Regions from separate parts of the Homo sapiens genome. Here region 1 is linked to region 2. Evidence: chromatin loops called from intact Hi-C (ENCODE). Cell type or tissue: B cell. All regions are shown on one strand. Links, peaks and the distances in the headings refer to the core of each region. The heading gives the core; the rest is flanking DNA.

What was found. A loop is a pair of places that touch in the nucleus more often than their neighbours do. Peaks named below come from ENCODE experiments on the same cell type or tissue, not always from the same donor. Only the 100,000 strongest peaks of a DNase experiment are listed, where the experiment ranks them.
Region 1: it touches region 2 in a loop (8-fold over the local background); 6 of 110 quality-filtered maps call a loop at or near these places.

What each region holds. Positions count from the first base shown.
Region 1 is chr2:55,426,706-55,436,520 of GRCh38, reverse strand. It overlaps the pseudogene BTF3P5. Among named protein-coding and RNA genes, the nearest start is that of CCDC88A, 12 kb to the right of the region's middle. In B cell, for the core only: CTCF peaks have their summits at 4,116 and 4,317 (motif pointing right); a DNase peak (open chromatin) is centred at 4,330.
Region 2 is chr2:54,894,579-54,904,393 of GRCh38, reverse strand. EML6 (EMAP like 6) reads right to left here. Exons shown (of 42, transcript NM_001039753.4): 20 at 9,368-9,479; 21 at 8,994-9,121; 22 at 4,612-4,753; 23 at 1,198-1,350; 24 at 892-1,023. Among named protein-coding and RNA genes, the nearest start is that of EML6-AS1, 150 kb to the right of the region's middle. RefSeq lists an enhancer at 1-758. In B cell, for the core only: a CTCF peak has its summit at 4,337 (motif pointing left); a DNase peak (open chromatin) is centred at 4,373.

The sequences.
Region 1 (9,815 bases), core at 1,297-9,296, 530 kb before region 2:
TAGCCTTGACCTCCGGAGCTCAAGCCATCTTCCTACTTTGGCCTACCCCAAGTAGTTAGGACCACAGACGTAAGCCACCATGCCTGGCTAATTTTTAAATTTTTTATAGAGACTGGGTCTCCGCATGTTGCTCAGGGTGGTCAAAAGCTCATGGGCTCAAGCAATGTGCCCACCTTGGCCTCTTAAAGTGCTGGGATTACAGGCATGAGCCACTGCACTAAGTCTAAGAAATGTTCTTGAAAGAAATTAACACGCAAATAAGAAAGTGAGAATGTGAGAAAGTGAGAAAGGCTGTTGCCAATATGGAGAAAGTTTTAGCGGTCTGGATAGATCAAACCAGCCACAACATTCCCTTAACTTAAGGCAAGAAAGTTAGCAAGGCCCTAACTCTCTTCAGTTCTGTGAAGCTGAGACAGGTAAGCATGCTGCAAAAGAAAAGTTGGAAGGTAGTGGAGGTTGGTTCATGAAATTTCATGAAGAAGCTGTCTCCATAACATGAAAGTGCAAGGTGAACAGCAAGTGTTAATACAGAAGCTGCAGCAAATTATCCAGAAGACCTAGCTAAGATTATTGATCAAGGTGGCTACACTAAATAACAGATTTTTAATGTATACAAAATAGCCCTCTATCAGAGGAAGATGCCATCTAGGACTTTCAAAGCTAGAGAGAAGTCAATGCCTAGCTTCAAAGAACAGACTGACTTTCTTGGTGGGGGCTAATGCAGATGGTGACTTTAACTTGAAGCCGATGCTCATTTAGCATTCCAAAAATTATAAGGCCCTTAAGAATTACGCTAAATTGGTGTGTACACCCAATCTCAGCTGGTCCACCCAAGACCCCCTGAGCACCAACCCTAGTCCCCCGGGTGGCCCCTTATCCACTCCGACAAGATGAAAGAAGCAATCATGAACCAGGAAAAACTCGCAAACTGCAGGCACAAGTGCGCATTGGTGGGAAAGAACTGCTTGCAGAAAGAAGGTGGTTCATAGAGCAGCCGCAGCAGATGATAAAAAACTTCAATTCTCCTTAAAGAAGTTAGGGGTAAACAATATCTCTGGTATTGAAGAGGTGAATATGTTTACAAACCAAGGAACAGTAACCACTTTAACAACCCTAAAGTTCAGGCATCTCTGGCAGCGAACACTTTCACCGTTACAGGCCATGCTCAGATAAAGCAGCTGGCAGAAATGCTACCCAGCATCTTAAACCAGCTTGGTACAGGCAGTCTGACTAATTTAAGGAGACTGGATGAAGCTCTGCCCAACAATCTGTGGATGGAAAAGCACCACTTGCTACTGGCGAGGATGATGATGATGAAGTTCCAGATCTTGTGGAGAAATTTGAAGAGGCTTCCAAGAATGGGGCAAACTGAATTGAGTCAACTTCTGAAGATAAAACTTAAAGTTACTGGGAGCTGCTATTTTATATTATGACTGCTTTTTAAGAAATTTTTGTTTATGGATCTGATAAAATCTAGATCTCTAATATTTTTAAGCCCAAGCCCCTTGGACACTGCAGCTCTTTTCAGTTTTTGCTTATACACAGTTCATTCTTTGCAGCTAATTAAACCAAAGAAACTTGGGAATCAAGTTTGAAACAAAGGTTAATAAAGTTCTTTGCCTAGTTAAAAAAAAGAAAGAATTATACTAAATCTACTCTGCCTGTGCTCTATTAAAGGAGCACCAAAGTCCACCTGACAGCACATCTGTTTACAGCATGGTTTACCGAATATTATAAGCCCACTGTTGAGACCTGCTGCTCAGGAAAAAAAAGATTCCTTTCAAAATAACATTGCTAGGGCCCAGTGCAGTGGCTCACGCCTGTAATCCCAGCACTTTGGGAGGCTGAGGCGGGTGGATCATGAGGCCAGGAGTTCGAGACCAACCTGACCAACATGGTGAAACCCCATCTCTACTAAAAATACAAAAATTAGCATGGCGTAGTGGCGTGTGCCTGTAATCCCAGCTACTCGAGAGGCTGAGGCAGGAGAATCGCTTGAACCAGGGAGGCAGAGGTTGCAGTGAGCTGAGATTGCACCATTGCACTCCAGCTTGGGCAACAGAGCAAGATTCCATCTAAAATAAATAAGTAAATAAATAAAAATAACATTGCTCACTGACAATGTACCTGGTCATCTAAGAGCCCTGCTGGAGGTATACAAGGAGATTAATGTTTTCCTGCCTGCTAACACAACATCCATTCTGCGGCCCACAGATCAAGGAATAATTCAACTTTCATCTTGTTATTTGTTTGGAGAAAAAGTCTCAAAGTGTTGTTTCCCTCTGCTCTCACACCACAACAATCAACACAGAAGGCTTCTGTGGCTAAATGTGTGGGGATTTTTGCCCACCAACAAGCAGTGAACACCAATCTGATACTACCTGGAGACAGATCAGATCCCACAGGTTGAGGGCTCAGTCCTCAAGGCTAATCCCCAAGCTTCAGACACAAGTCACAAGTCTGGGCCTGGTGAACTTCTGACTGTCTTCAAGTTGGAGTCCCCACAACCACTTCTTTGGGTTCAATTGATTTGCTGGAGTGGCTCACCGAACTCAGGGAAACATTTATTAATACATTTACTGGTTTATTATAAAGGACATTATAAAGGATACACATGAAGAGAAGTATACAGTGAGGTATAGGTGAAGGAGCACGGAGGTTCCATGTCTTCTCTGAGTGCACCATACTGTAGGAACCTCCACATATTCAGCTATCTGGAAGCACTCCAAATCCTGCTCTTTTGGGTTTCAGAGAGGTTTCGTTACATAGGCATGATTAATTAAACCATTGGCCATTGGTGTTCAATTAACCTTTGTCCCCTTATCCCCTCACCGGAGGTTGGGGGATGGGGTTGAAAGTCCCTATCCTCTAATCATGCTTTGGTCTTTCCAGTGACCACTCCCAACCTGAAGCTATTACTCAATATTAGCCGTACAAAGAGACAGCACTTTGGAGATTCCAAGGATTTTAGGAGTTGTGTGCCAGGAAATGGGGAAAAAGCCCAAATATACATTTCATGATATGACATTAAGAAATATGCTATAGCTGCCAATGATAGTGATTTCTGTGATGGTTCTGGAAAAAATACCTTGAATACCTTCTGGAAAGAGTTCACCATTCTAGATGTCTTTTCGAATATCCACGATTCATAGGAGGTCAAAATATTAATATTAACAGAAGTTTGGAAGAAGTTTATTCCAACCCTTATGGTTGACTTTGAGGGGTTCAAGACTTCAGGGGAGGAGGTAACTGTGGTGGAAATGGTAAGAGAACTAGAAGTGGAACCTGAAGAAGTAGTTGAACTGCTGCAATCTCATGATAAAACTTGAACGAATGAGTAGTTACTTCTGATAGATGAGCAAAGAAAGTGGTTTCTTGAGATGGAATATACTCTCAAGTGAAGATACCATGAACATTGTTGAAATGACGACAAGAACTTAGGATATTCCATAAAATTAGTGAATAAAGCAATGGCAGGGTTTGAGAGGATCGACCTCAATTTTTAAAGAAGTTCTACTGTGGGTACAATGCTATCAAGCAGCAGCTCATGCTACAAAGAACTCTTTTGTGAAAGGAAGAGCCAATCAATGTAGCACACTTCATTACTGTCTTATTTGAAGAAATTGCCACAGCCACCCTAACCTTCAATAACTACCATTCTGATTGATTAGGAGCCAGCAACATTAAGATAAGACCCTCCACCAGCAAAATAATTTTGGGTCATTGAAGGCTCAGATGATCATTAGCATTTTTTAGCAATAGAGTATTTTTTAATGCAGGTATATATATTTTTTTATACATAATGCTACTGCACACTTAATAGACTACAGTATAGTATAAACATAACTTCTTATGCACTGGGAAACCAAAAAATTTGTATCTCCTGCTTTATTGCAATATTCGCTTTATTGCAGTGGTCTAGAACCAAACTACTCCAAGGTGTGGCTATACTTAAAATCATGATGTCTTAATTTGTTTGCTTAAAATATATCTGCATGTGTATTCTAAGCAGATAAATCAAGACATGATTATTCATATTATTAGAGGTAAGTGAAATTTAGAGAGAGGTCTCCAGGCTAGACCATATTCATTTCTCTCTTTGAACTCCTGTGGTTGTTGCTGTCTACACTATCCCCTTACTACTCGAAGTGTAATTTCAGAGGTATTCCTGTAATTGTAATATAATGCCAGCATATGTTTTTTATGTTACAAAACATAACAAACATTATTTCAGGAAAATCGAAATACCATCAACAAATGAAATGTGAAATAATGCCCTTGATAGTAATTTCTTTTCCTTTCTACCAATAGAGGGCAACATGAACAAGTTGCTGACTTGATGGCAGTGTTCAAACCTCCTGTCTCAGCAAAGTTCAAAAAAGACAGTATTAAACTTGTGACAAACAAAAGCAGTAGAAGTTGAAACTATAAAACATTAGTAGGAGGAGCTCCTGTCTGGTTTCTCTGCCTACAGTCTCACCTCTTTCCAATCCCCCTACTATAGTGCTGCTAGAAATTTCTTCTAAAGGAGAAATCTGATATCATTCCCTTGATTTTTTTTTTTAAAGCTCAGTTGTACTCTACGACCAATAGGATAAAAGGCCAAGTTCTTTAGTGTGATATTTGGGTTTCTTCTTAATATGACTTTAACTTTCATTTCTCACCATTGTCCACATTTGGAAACTTCTTTAGCCACGTCAAGCTACTCATGGCTCCTCAGACACAATATACTCTTCTATACCTTGATGATGCTTTGCTTTGGTGGTTCTTCCACCTGAAATTCCCTGTACTTCCACTCCCCATTAAACACTTACTTATCACTCAAGGCCTGGCTCAAAAGTCATCTTTCTGTGGAGACTTTCTTGACTTTCCATTATTGAACCTTGTTTCTCCCACAAATAGCATATACTACAGATTGAATTGTTTTAGAATAATTAGTTTGTATTCCTTAGCAGACTACAAGGTCTCTGAGGGTTCATGTGTCAAAAGGAAATGTCTTATTCATCTTCATGTCTCCAATGCCTAGTATGCAGTAAATACTCATAATGTGTGTTTGTTGAATGAACAAAGAAAAGGAACTAAATAGAGAGTTCTCATATTGGACAAAACACCTTGTGTAAAATTTTAGACAGACATTGCAGCTAAGGCTTGTAGATGGTGCTTCTCACAAGATCAGGAAGCATCAGATGTTACCAAAAGATTATTTTTGAAATATATAGATGTTTTTGGAGAATTTTAATTTCCCTATTGCCTCTTAGCAGCCAGATTTTTTTTGTAGTATAGTTAAGATGGAGGTTCTTTGGTGCAGAAGTACAGGGATATTATGTTACTTACAATTTAGAGAAATCCTGGTTGCACGAGGTCACCTATTTCTAAGCCAGGTGGAATTCTACTTTCCTGCTTCTCTGGAGACAAGGGATGATCTACAGTCTGTGTGTACTTGGCATACTCAATAACCAATTCCAGTCTCATTTATGTCTGTTTGCTGAGATTAGCGTTCACACAGTGACGGAAGAAGAAGGTATTCCTTTCATGATTCTACCTCAGACTTGTACACTGCAATACATTTAAAAACACATGATGTATATACCAGTAAGTAGACACAGCTGATGTTTTGCAGAGGTGATCATTGCTATACCATCTGCCAGGTTTTGCAGTTGGTTTAAAAAAAAAAAAAGAAATTAGTTCAGCAGGATTTGCTCTTCACAAAATCATGTTGAGTTTTGCCAATTCTATGTAATTTGATATGCTCTTGCTAATTGAGTAAGAGAAAAATGCTTTCACATTGCACTGCAGGAAAAATATGGCCATTGTCCTTATGACCCTTGTTAAAAAAAAAAATTCGGTCATGAGTTAGATAGGGTTATAGTAAATAAAGGTGAAAATAAAAAAGACTGAGACAGCTGAGTAATTCAAAATTGTAACTAAATCAAAACTGTTTGTAGCTACCATAATAAAATTGATATACTACTGCCATGTCTTAAACTAAACAGAAGGAGGAGGTTAAGATCTAAAACTAAGAGTAGGCTGCCTTTTGGGATCGAAATAAATCCAGTCCAGAGCTTGGAGGTCTGTCTACTAGTAAATTTCCATAAAAAGTGTGTAGGAGTTTGTGATACATGACACAGATAGTTTCTTCCTAATTCAGAGTCGAAATCCTCACATGATGAATGTATTGCAAAAGATAAGCAATCTAGCTGATGATTAGAAAAAAGGATTTGTTAGGAGACTTTTTGGCCCTTTGTTTTTTTTGTTTTGTTTTGTTTTGTTTTTTGTTGTTGTTGTTTTTTTGAGACAGGGTCTCACTCTGTGGCTCAGGCTGGAGTGCAGTGGTGTGATCACAGCTCACTGCAGCCTCGACCTCCTGGACTCAGGTGATCATCCCACCCCAGTGTCCCCAGTTGCTGGGACTACAGGTGCATGCCATCATGCCTGGCTAATTTTTGTACTTTTTGTAGAGCAGGGGTTTCACCAAGTTTCCCAAGCTGGTCTCAAGTTCTCGGGCTCAAGCGATCCTCCCGCCTTCCCCTCCCAACGTGCTAGGATTATAGGTGTGAGTCACTCTGCCCGGCCTACTATGTTAATTTCATAATGATTGAAAATTAATTAATTCAACAAATTTATATATTCCACTAATACAGAGCACATACTATCTGCAAGACACTGCAGGACACTGATACTATATATTTGTCGGTTAAAATAAAATTGTTGGCCAGGCACAGTGGCTCACACCTGTAATCCCAGCACTTTGGGAGGCAAGGGCAGGAGGATCACTTGACCCTAGACCCTATGTGTTGAAGACCAGCCTGAGTAATGTAGTGAAACCCCATCTCTTAAAAAAAAAAAAAATTAGCCAGGAATGGTGACACACACCTATAGTACCAGCTACTCAGGAGGCTGAGGTAGGAGGGTGGCTTAAGCCTGGGAGATCAAGGCTGCAGTGAGCTGTGATCATGCCACTACACTCCAACCTGGGTGATAGAGCAAGACACTGTAAAAAAAAAAAATTAATACCTTGCAGCAATCGATCATAGATGTTGACCTATACGCCATAAATTTTATGGCAGTTTAACATTCTTATCAGCTGCCTCTGTCTCTTCATGACATTTTACCAAAAGCTTAAGCTTCTGTTAAATTGAAAATAATTGCCTTCTTATATGACTTTCAGAAAATCTACAGAAATGGTTCTAGGTGTTCTCCACACCTTTCACATGCAGCTCTGTGCTACACAGTCTTCTACTGGGGCTTCTGGTCCCACTGTCTTCTGTGCCCTGAAGGTTGACCTCTATGGACACCATCATATGGGGCTTCTTATTCTTTACTTCCAGGGGGTTCAGCCAGAAGGGAAGCACTGGCCTGAAATATAAGTGAGGAGGATGGAGAGATTGGGATATTTATTTGCCTTTCTTCTGCATCATGATTATGGCAGTGGCTCCACACTGTATGGACACAGTTCCTATTTAAAGACTCCTCTTCCAAGGCTCCAGGTCTTTCAGGGTTCTGGCAGCACAGTTTCCTCCTCTTGCCCCTTCAGGCCTAGGGGTGAGAAGTGCTCCTTGCTATCGTTCATCCTTGGGTGGTTCCCTGCCCCCATGTTCATTCACTTACCTTCTCATGCCTCTCTAAATCATTCCTTCATTACTTTCTTTTCACTTAAATGCTTTTTTTTTGTCTGAAGCAGCCTAAAGTTAAACACTTTAAGTGTGCCCTCTGCTTCCTGCTAGAACTCAAGAAGACTAGAAACAAACAAACAAAAATTTTATATACAGAAGAAAAGTTATCAATGGTAACATGCTGAAAGAATGAAAGCAATTCGAACTATATCTGAATCAACAGAGTAATGAAATTCAGCTTCCAAGGAGCTTGTAGACCATTTCTGCAATTCCAGAAGGTAACTATATACAATATAGTTGGATAGTTTATTTAATTATTTGTAGTCAGTTAATTCACAGGGAAGAAAGTCATTCCTGTTTTTTGTTTTGTTTTATTTGCATCCTATGCATTCAACAAGGATAGAGCCGCGCCTATTTCTTTGCCTATAGTGTATGGCTGCTTCTTGCTACAATGGCAGAGTTGAGTCATTGTGAGAGAGACCTTATGGCTCACAGAGCCTAAAATATTTACTATCTGGCCTTTTACAGAAAAAGTTTGCCGACCTCTGAACTAATTGATTGAATGATATATAGTTTGTAGTTTTATTTCTTTTGGCCTCATTTAGACACAGTCTTTTGTGCTCAGTATGCTTATCTTATACATATGGTGGTTCAATAAATATTGATTAGTGAAGAAATTGGGAATGCACTGACAAACTTAGAACTCATGACCGTCAGTTTTGTGATAAACATGGAGAACATATTTTAATTTTTTGTAAGATTTATTAGCCAAATTGTATACATGATTATAGGAATTTGAACTCTGATTTTGTAAAAATTGTTAACCTGGGTTGGGTGTGGTGGCTCACACCTGTAATCCCAGCACTTTGGGAGGTGGAGGCAGGCAGATCACTTGAGGCCAGGAATTTGAGACCAGCCTGGCCAACATGGCAAAACCCATCTCCTACTAAAAATACAAAAATTAGCCAGGCACAGTGGTCCATGCGTGTAATCCCAGCTACTCGGGAGGCTGAGGCATGAGAATCACTTGAGCCTGGGAGGCGGAGGATGCAGTGAGCCAAGATCGCGCTACTGCACTGCAGCCTGGGCGACGCAGCGAGACTCTGTCTTAAAAAAAAAAAAAAAAAAAATTGTTGACCTGGCAGTACTACGCATTTAGTATATGATAAATATCATTACTAAAAATGCATTTGAATTCTATTTATTGATTAATTCAAACTGAGAGGCATGTTCAGCCTTGTTTCTGTTTTTGTTTAGAGACAGGGTCTCATTGGGTCACTCAGGCTGGAGTGCAGTGGCACAATCATGGCTCACTGCAGCCTTGACCTTCCGTCTCAAGCTATCCTTCCACCTCAGCCCCCTGAGTAGCTGGCGTTATAGACATGTGCCACCACATCTGGCTAATTTTAAAATTATTTTATAGAGATAGGCACTCTGTCGCCCAGGCTGGAGTGCAGTGCCGTGATCTCAGCTGACTGCAACCTCCATCTCCTGGGTTCAAGCAATTCTCCTGCCTCAGCCTCCCAAGTAGCTGGGATTACAGGGACCCGCCACCACAACCGGCTAATTTTTTGTATTTTTAGTGGAGAAGGAGTTTCACCACTTTGGCCAGGCTGGTCTTGAACTCCTGACCTCAGGTGATCCACCTGCTTCAGCCTCCCAAAGTGCTGGGATTACAGGTGTGAGCCATCACACCTGGTCTATTCTTTTTTATGTTTTTTCTTTATGTGTTGTGGATTTTTTTTCCAAATATGACGATGAAATGTATTATTTTTATGAGAAAATAAAATAGTTTACAAAATATGCAAAATGGTAAACCTAATGTAACTGAATATTTTATATTGCTATTTTAGTTGAAGAAACCAAAGACAGATCTTTACTTTAAAAAATTATTGCAATAAAATTGAGTCTAAGAACTCTTCTCAAACTGATATTTTAAGAAAATAATCAATTAGCATGTATTGATTGAAAATTAGGAAAAAACATTTAAATTGTAAATTTTTAAAACGTTTCATGTGAATTTTAACTTTTCAACAGCAGAACATCAATTACATAGTCGCTTAAGAATGTATGCATTTCTAAATATCTTCCTACTACCATTCACCAGAAGGAAATAAAATATCTTCAGATATCCTCACTTGTAATGTTTATTATAATCTGTAATTTGTATTTTTTAATATGGAAGCAGATCTTTGCTTTTCC
Region 2 (9,815 bases), core at 930-8,929:
CGTCTCTGAAGGTGGGAATGCTGTCCATTCCCAAGTACCCGCTCCAGACTCTCAACATCAGCCGAGTCTTGAGGATAGGATTTACGAGTGACTCACCCTATAGTGCAATGTTCCACCCTGGGTACTGAATGCTGCCGTGGCCCATTCGGAGTCCCTGCTCACCACTTCCCTTGTGACTCACCACTGCTTACTCACACGGTACCCATTTTGTGCTCTTGTATTATTTATGGATAAGTATCTCCCTCACTCAATTATAAACTCCACAGGGAGCAGAAACCATGTCTTACTCACTTCCAGAGCCTCCACATTTGCTAGCTTAAGACTATGCAACACCATAAAAGCTAGAGTTATTAAATAGACAAATCCTCATGGCATTTGTGGGCATGACTTGGAGGAGGTAGGAGTAGGTTGGGAGTTTTATAGAGCAGAGAAATTTTAGGCAGGCTGAATGTAGATTTCTACCTCTGCTGGAGGAGGAAATTTGCTTGAGCCTTTTTGGGCGGTTCTCCAAGAGGTGGAGCTTTGGGTGGAAAAGGGAAACCAGCCAGGAGGAGGATGAGGGGACCCAAGACAAGGAGAAAGCACTCCCAACTAAAGGTGAGGTGGTGGCTTGCTATGATAACAAAAGGCATCATGTATCTTTAACTGTCTTAAAACTCAATGGCTTGAATCAATAGTGACAATAATCATCCTAAGCGTAAAAAGATGGAAAAAGTATTCAAAATGTTAGCAGCAGCTGCCTCTGGGTTGTAAAATTACAGTCGTTTATATTGTTGTGGGATTCCCCTTTCCCATTTCTAACACTCAACTGCCATTCTCTCTAGAAACAATGCATAAATGGACATTTTTTAAACACAGAAATTCTATTTTAAAAGCCACAACATACTTTACCTCTAGAGTCCCAGTCAATGTGTGTAATATAACTAGAAGCACCTTTACAGATGCCAACCCTTTTGCTTGTAAGTACGTTGTAAATATCCACAAAGTTATCATGGGATGCCACGGCAAGGTATTTTCCCGTATCTGTTAAGAAAAATGTGGGGTTAACATCGAAGCATTTTATATAGGAATTTACTTCCAGGAACTTAGTATTTTAAAAGTGGGAAAATGGTCAAAGAAACATTTGAAATAGTTCATTCTTGTAATTTTTTGTCCCAAGACTGTGCTATTTTAAAAAGTATCTGCTGTCATCTTCACCTTTTGAAAACTTAATATCAGAGATCATTTCTTTTCTGTGATGGAAAGAGACCATGTCTTCAACAGTGTCAGCATTTACCACCAGGAAACTCCCATCGTTCAAGCCAACCGCTAAGGCTTTCCCATCAGGGGAAAAGGCACAGCATCTTCCACCTACAGAAGAATCCACAAAAAACACTTATTATCCAAAACTTCACTGTCAAGCAAACCACATGAAAAGATGAAGAAATCTGATGATGTGCATTATGTATGGACACGTGACTGCCTTTAAATTGACACTACACTTGTGAGAACTAAAACTTCCTAATTTAAGACACCTCTTGTCTGGGCGCAGCAGCTCATGCCTGTAATCCCAGCACTTTGGAAGGTCGAGGCAGGTGGAACTCTTGAGCCCAGGAGTTCGAGACCAGTCTGGGCCACATTCCGTAGGTTAAAAATTAGTTGAAAAGTTATTTTTTGTAGAGGCGAAACCCACCCTGTACAAAAAGTAAAGAAATAAGCTAGGTGCAGTGGCTTATGCCTGTAATCCCAGCACCTTGGGAGGCCAAGGCAGGTGGATTGCTTGAGCCCTGGAGTTCAAGACCAGCCTGGGCAACGCAGCAAAATCCCATCTCTACAAAAAATACAAAAATTAGCCAGGAATAGTGGCACATGCCTGTAATTCCAACTACTCAGGAGGCAAGGTGGAAGGATCACTTGAGCTTTGGAGGTGGAGGGTGCAGTGAGCAGTGATCATGCCATGGCACTCCAGACTGGATGACAGAGGGAGACCCTGTCTCAAGAAAATAAAATTAAGTATCTCTTCTCCCCAAGTCCAAGGAAAAAGATCATAATATCAAAAATACATTTTCAACTTCCATGAGGTTTATTCATTCATTTATGAGTATTTAAATACCTGGGGTTTCCAAAAAATAAGTGGGGTAAATGGAGAAAAGGAGTATAGGGTTAATAGGACCAGTATCTTTGCTTCGAAGAAAAGAGGTAATATTTAAGAATAGGAGTTCTATAATAAAATTTCCAGAAACCATTTTTTTTAAATATTAAGCCTTACATACAACTTGCTTTAGAGGACCTCATTCTTTTAGTTGCTCCAATTCTCTGATCCACGGATTGTAATGTATAACTCTAGAGGTGAAAGATGTTGTTCTTGCCTCTTCTGTCACGCGAAGAATGGAATCTGAACATTCTCCCAAGGGGTTTCTGGAAAACTAATTGGCACTAGGGTGATGGTGCTCCATGAACCATGTTCTCTACTCCTTTGTAGGGTCACAAAGACATTTCTGAATCAGGAGCATGGACTTTGCAAAGGTATGTCTAAAAGGAAACTGATTCAAGAACATGCCTACCCTCTGCCACCATTCTTATTGTCGAGCGTTGTAAGCACACCCCAGGGATAGGACAGCCAGGTGGCCTTGTGCCAGGGCATTTAATACCGAGCCTCTTTACCAACTCCTCTGTTCATGGTATGCTGAAAGCTGTGTTCATGCTCAAAACTGACGTGCCAGTACTGAGACAATGAAAATACAAGCCTGCCCTTGAAGAGCATCATCAAGATTAGGTTAATCACAATCTATCGTACAGACCAAGACACGTTTGAGAGTGAAAAGGAAAGCTATTAATAATTATACCAGAACAACAGGGGTAAACTGGGTTGAATGGTTATCCTATCTAAGATGGGTCAATAGTTGTTCAACTAATTTTTAACTTAGAGAATAAAGTCCATTCACTGACATTCAAGTCCTTCACAGTGAGGACTTGGCCTATCATTCCCCCGATATAAACTAGTAGCCAAAATGATTCTAGCCTGTAGTGATTACGAGCATGGGCTTTGGACTTAGATTTGGGAAATCCTGCCTCCACCATTTACCAATCCCCAGGAGCCTAGTGTAAAGACAGGCAACACGGCAGAGGGAAATAGTGTTAAGCAGTGGCCACAGGTGTGTTCTCACAGTCACACTGCATGGGTTTGAATTTGGTTCCATTACCTACTAAATGTGCAAACTAATTAAGCTTCCTGTGCCTCAGTTTTCTGATTTGTAAGTGGCAATAATAATAGCCTTACTCATGGGGTTCCTACAAAGACTACATGGAAAGAGCTGGCATAGTTGTTGGCTCAGCCATATTAGCCACCATCACTATTGTTACTACTGTTTTGACACCTTTCTTCATTTTATTACCCTAGAATACAATCCTCATGTCTGCTTATAAAATTACTCAGTACAAATATTTTAGGGTCAGACCTCAATTTCATCCTTCCCTCTTAAGAACTTTTACAGATCCTTCAAGCCTCAGCTCGTCACCTCTCTGATGAAGCATTTCCAAGCAGTAGATGTCCTCTGAGGCTCCAGGGTACTTTGTGCCAAATATCTTTAGTTTGTCCTTTCACATCCCCTTTTTGCCCTTGTCCACCCTGCTCTGTGCCTGAAGCTGGTCTGCATGGAGAGCATCAATGGGCTCCCTTGTCCTCTGGTTTCAGGTTGACTTTGGCCAACGGGGAGCACTGGTGGGAAATTAGAGAGATGGAGGAAGAATAGGGAGGCCGGGCCATTTATTTCCCTGGCTGCCTCCCGCAGGGTCACTGCATGCTGGCAGAGTCCCCTGCTATCAGTCGTGGCTTCTCTCAGGCTGCCATCTCATGTGGCTCTCATATTCAAGGTTGCAGCAATTGTCCTCTCCTCCTGTCCCTTCAAGCCCAGGGCCAGTGAGAGCAGCCGCCATTACTAGCTGCATAGTGCTGCACTATCCCTGGTCATTTCCTCATACCTTCCCCATCCCTTTATATAAATAGTCCCATTTTAAAGACTCTCCTCGAATTACCCAATTTGAATGGATATGTTGCTGAGACTCTGTTCAAGTCCTGTCTATCTCTGACACTAGAGATGGGACCATTCATCATGGGATCCCCTGTGCCTGCCACACAGAAGCTACTTAATAAATGTTTGCTGAATTTGTACCTCTCAGTACACCTCATAGTTCTAGTGCATTTAGGTGTTCAAGACATATTTACTCATTTCTTAAGTATTATATTTCTATATAATTGATGTTTGTTTTCAAGTCATAAAATAAGTTCTGGAGACTGTTACAAAATAAATAGCATTCTTTAAAAGCTGATGAATTTCAATTGACTCCCACAGCTCTCAATGAGAAGAGGAAGGACATATTGCCCCCAGGTGGCAAATATCTGTGCAGTGCAAGGAAAATGAAGTGAAAAATGGAGCTGGATTAGGCCAGCCTTCTGGCATAATTCTACATGTGCTTAGTTATGACTGTAGCAACCAATATAAAATTCTCATTGCCCAGCATATTTATGGGCATATAACACGTGCCCTCAGTAAATATTAACTGAGTGAATAAATATGACACATTCTGTTACTTGTAAATACTCTGACAGATGTGTAAGGTGGTGTTATGTACCTTTTTTGAGTTTCCGTACTGCCAGCATACGGTGCTGGGCAGATAGTTCCCAGATGCGAAGTGTTTTATCATCGCTCACTGTTGCACAGATGGGCAGGAGAGGGTGAGCTGCCAACCCCCACACTTCTCCTTCCATGTGCCCCTGTGGGAGAGGAAAAGGGGCAACATAAACTCTACTTATGCTGTTTGGCTAGCCCTTCTTTAGCCTGGTGCTACATATTCAGTCCAAGAGTACCACAAAAAAGCACAAATAGGAATAAACACACTTTGAGCTTCCTTGAACCAAAATCATCACCCGAAATAATTTTTTCATTTAAACTTGAATCTACAGCTAGACCTACACGATGCTAAATCATTCATTTGCAAAGCAAAACATGAACTCATTGCTTATTGGTTTTGTTTATATGATGCCAAACATCTTTCCATTTAGAAACATCCAGGTAAATGGTGAAATGCCTGCTTTTCTGTTGTTTCATACTAAATAAACATAGTATATATGTACCCTCCTAGTAAAGCAGCTTAATCACAAGGACACAAACCACTTCCTTCAGTTAAATCATATTCTAAAAGATGCAGGTACGACCCATTCATGTCAGTGAAATTGAAGAGCAATATTCTAATTATTTATGCAATTTTAGTCCTTTGAATGTGTAGCATTCGGCAGAGCAGAAGTAAAGGAAGCTAAATTTTCATTTCAAGCGTCCTCGGTGTAGCCCAGGTTCTGCGTCTGTTCACAAATTGGTCTGTCCATGTGCCAACAATGAACATCAAAAACTGAAAGGTGCTTAATAAGCACTGGACCAATTCCATGTATCTGTATCTTATCACAAACACACTTGGCTGGCTTAGAATAATAACTAAGAGAAAGCAGTATTTTTTTATAACGAACACTTAACAGGGAGAAAATGAATTTGATTCTCATAATTTTTCACTCTATAATGCAGTGTGTAAAGATTAGTGCTACAGAGCAATAAAACAGACCAGATTAACTGTTTACTGAATTTTGGCTTTTTAATGGCTAATTACAAAAAGGCTTTGCTTAGTAAAGCAAAAAGGAAGCCCACACACAGGCATCTGAAAGGTGTTTGTAGCTGGAATGCTTTGGGGAACAGGTGGCTTTCCAAAGAGAAATTGGATGATTCCAATTTAACTGAGAAGCTATTTGAGCAAAACAGTAATTTGGCAGAAGATGTAAAGTTCCAAATACAACTGACATTCAAATATGAGAAAATGAGGGCTGAAGGATACAGACATTGTTTTTGAATTTATTGGATTTGAGGACACCCTACATCCCCGGTTTTCTAGCCTTCTCTTTGGAAGCCTCCCAGCCCCAGAGTCACAGTCAGGGTACAGCTCAGGGGTCAACCTCACATCTTCCCAGACTGACTCTGCTTGAAGCTCTTCTATAGACTGAGCCCCTTTGTGTATTTTAGTTAAGAACAAGATTGTGGGACCCAGAGATCCTTTTAAACCACTGCCTTATATTGACATCAAAATTGTATTTCCTTAATCTGTTTATTTTAATCCCCGTGTAACACAGGATCGGACAGTAAGCGAGGCAGGCTTGAAGGACCTTGAATGGCTCAAGGAAATGGGCTTAGGATCCTGCTTTGCTGCTGATCACCCACAAAGCTGATCATAAACAGCTGTACAACTGCGAGCTGACTGCTTCAAAGCACACATGACGGGAAATGCCACAACCCATCACCTGCCATTCTCCCCTCCCCCAACCTTATTTTCTCTTAAAAAATAAGCAGTCTATTCCAACTGTGATTGGATTGCCGTGCCACCAAAACCGGCAAAGTGGATCTAAAATCTTCTTCCGGCAGGACAGCCCATCGTCTCACTCACACTGCCTCTACAGTTCCTTCACTTTCCCTTGCTGTCTCTATCATCTCTCAGAACAGGACTGTGACACGGTCCTGGGCAAGCAGGAAGCCCTTATTCCACTGCACATATACACAGCACAGAGCAGACCTGGGCAGGAGCCCAACAAACATTGACTGAACTGAAATAATGAGATCCACCTAAGAGGAAATAGCAAATGAGAGAGCAGAAGACGAAAAAAAGATGCTGAAAAAAAAAAAAGGGAGAGAATGGTACACATGTAGGTGGCAAAGATGGTAACTAACATCTGGTCTGAAGCTTCCAGCAGCTCAACCAGCCACCCCATAGCTCAGGGGCTTTCCTGAAGTGTCCAAGCTAAGAGATGTGGGGAACAGCCTGGTGAGGTGAACAAGGGCTCTGGCAAACCTTGGTTGGAATCCCAGCTCTGCAGTTCTTAGCATGTGACTGTGGGTAATTTTCTGGGCTTTAGGTCCCTCATCTATAAAACAATGTAACAGAGCCAATCTGTTGTGGAGATGAGACAAATGTCGTACAACGGTATTGCCTGACACAGAGTAGGTGCTCAATATATGATTGCTGTGGTTATTTTTCTTATTAGAGCAATAGAAACAAACATAGGAAAGAATAGAATTGTAGAGAATTAAGAAGTGAAAAGCCTTGGTCAAGCATAAAACATATTTAAACCAAACTACCTCAAGTGTAACAAAATAAGAGAGAAAACAAAGTTTAGATCTTACAGTATTATTTAAATCATATTGGGGCATAAATCTTCTAAAATATCTAGCAATATAGCATACATGGAAACAATTTACATTCTCAAACATTTGGAGATTAAAAAGTAAATAAATACTTTTCAGTAAAATTAAATTAGAAGTTATGGCCAGAAAAAAAAAGATTTAGTTTGGAAGAAAACAACAAAAGCAAGAACAGCTGGAGAACAAAGACCTCATTGCCTCAAGGATGCATCTCCAGCCTAGTTCTCTAGCCTGGCTGCAAGGCACGACCAGCTGCAGAGCTTTCGAGGTTTGTTTTTAACATAGATTTTTTCTTTTAAAAACACAGACTTGTTCAGGATATCCAGGGTGGGATTTGGGCACCTGTGTTTTTAAAGCCTTGCAGTGTCCTGAGCCATAGTGTATATGCACATGTGTTTCCATGATACAGTAAGTCAGAGGGACCCTCTCAGTGGGATTTGGGGATTCACTCGTAATACAGCAAGCCTGCAGGCATCAATCACTCAGAGATCAAGGCAAGGAGGGGAAGCTCCTGCACTGGAATCTTGGAAGTTCTGACTGCTCATATGATCAGTGCATTTTCTTTTCTCTCCAACTTCTGAACACACATCCTTCACCCCTCACCATGCCTCTTCCACCTAAATATGGTCTTATCCATCACCAAACTGGGCAGGACTACCTAACGCACCTCCACATCCTACCACATCCCCATCCTTGAGGTGAGATTTTATCATTTCTTGGCTCCTAAAAGGTTCTGTTACATTTATTTTAGTTCAATTTTACCTAAATATGACTTTTGAGGGAAGACAGGGACTAAGGAGGATGCAATTTGCTTATGTGGACCAAGGCTGAGACTATAGTGAGGCCCACATTCCAAAGGGGCACAGGTGCATCTGGCATGTGGGGAGCAGGTAATTTGTCTTGTTCATTTTATGGACGGACAGATTGACAGGACTTACATCTAAGGCACTTCTTCCACACCTGGACCCAATTTAGATAATGAGATTCTGGACTTTGAGCAGATCCTGTAATGTGATAAGGCTCTTGGGGACCTTGGAGGTGGAGGTAAAGGATTCTGTATGTGGTAGGGACATGAATAACTGGTGGCCAGAGGGTGGCCAGTGACGGTGACCCTCATACTCCTCTTGTGTTTTCACACTCTTGCATAATCACCTCCCTTTGAGTGTGGTATGACCTGTGACTTGTTTCTAACCAACAGCATATGGCAAAGGCAATGGAATGTTATGATTCCACATATGTGATGACATAATTATGTAACATAAAATTGTAGTATCTATTTTTTTCCCCTCTGTTTTTGGCTTTGAGAAAGCAGCAATGTTGGGAAACCCTATGTGGCAAGGAACTGTGGGCAGCCTCTGGGAGCTGAAAATGGCCTCTGGCCAACAGCCAGCAAGAAAAAAAAAAGCCTTTAGTCCTACACTTACAAGCAACTTAATTCTGCCAACAACATGAGTGAGCTTGGAAAAATCTTCCCCAGTTTAGCCTCAGATGAGACCATAACCCTGGCCTTTATTGCAACCTTATAAAACACTAAGCAGAAGATCCAGTTAAGCTGTGCTCAGATTCCTGATCCACAGACACTGTGAGAAAATAAATGTGTGTTGTTTTAAGCTGCTAAGCTTGTGGCAATTTGTTACACAGCAATAGGTAACTAGTTCAACTCTTGTGCAACCCTGAGAGTGAGTGCCTCCTTAAGTTTTGCAACCTAAGCATCAACTTTGCCTCACTCTAGTCCCAGCCTTGATGTGAACTGCAGTTTAGAATACATACAAACAGTACCTGAACAAGCAGTGTCATTGGGCCACTCTTATCAATTTCCAGAATCTCTCCATTTTTTGTTCCCACCAGGATATGTCCATGTCCCAAAGTGATGGCACGAATTGAAGGGTTATCTTCCAAAAGCAAGCCTGGGGAAGGGGATGGTATATTTAACACAATAACAAAAACAACTGCTTATTAGTATAAATTCAATTTTTATAGCTCCAAAGAACTAGGTACTAGGCAGTCAGCCTTGACATTTCTACCAGAGGAAGAGAGTTCTAAACATGGAAGAGGGAGAAAATTGATTTGCTAATAGTTTTCTAAAAACTTTAGTACAATCTTCTCCATCCCTATGAATACAAAGATCTCTATTACATGTTTGGGAGTGGCACCTTTTGAGCTAGTCGACAATGCTGATCTTTTAATGGCATAAGTCTTCAAACATCTTTCAAACATATCATCCCAGAGCTCCACGATGCCGTCCTTTCCACCTGTTACAAAGCCCTGTGAAGGCACACATGAGAGGTATTATATACACATCAAAATGACCAATTACCCACTTGGCCCCAGGAGGATTCCCCGCAGGTAAGGAAGCTTTGTGGATGCTACCTTCCTAAATATATGAGATGGAAAACTCTGGTGATAACAATGTTCGAATAATATTTTTTGGGAGCATTTCTCCCATACTTCCCTAAGCAAGATTAAGCACGTTCTCAGCATGTGTCCACTGCACTCTCCTCAGAACAATGGTTGGCAGCTGGCCCACTGATCAAGGATGGCTCTGCTTGTGCCCAGTCTCCCAACCAGAATGTGGTTCCTACAGAATGGAACCAGCCTCAA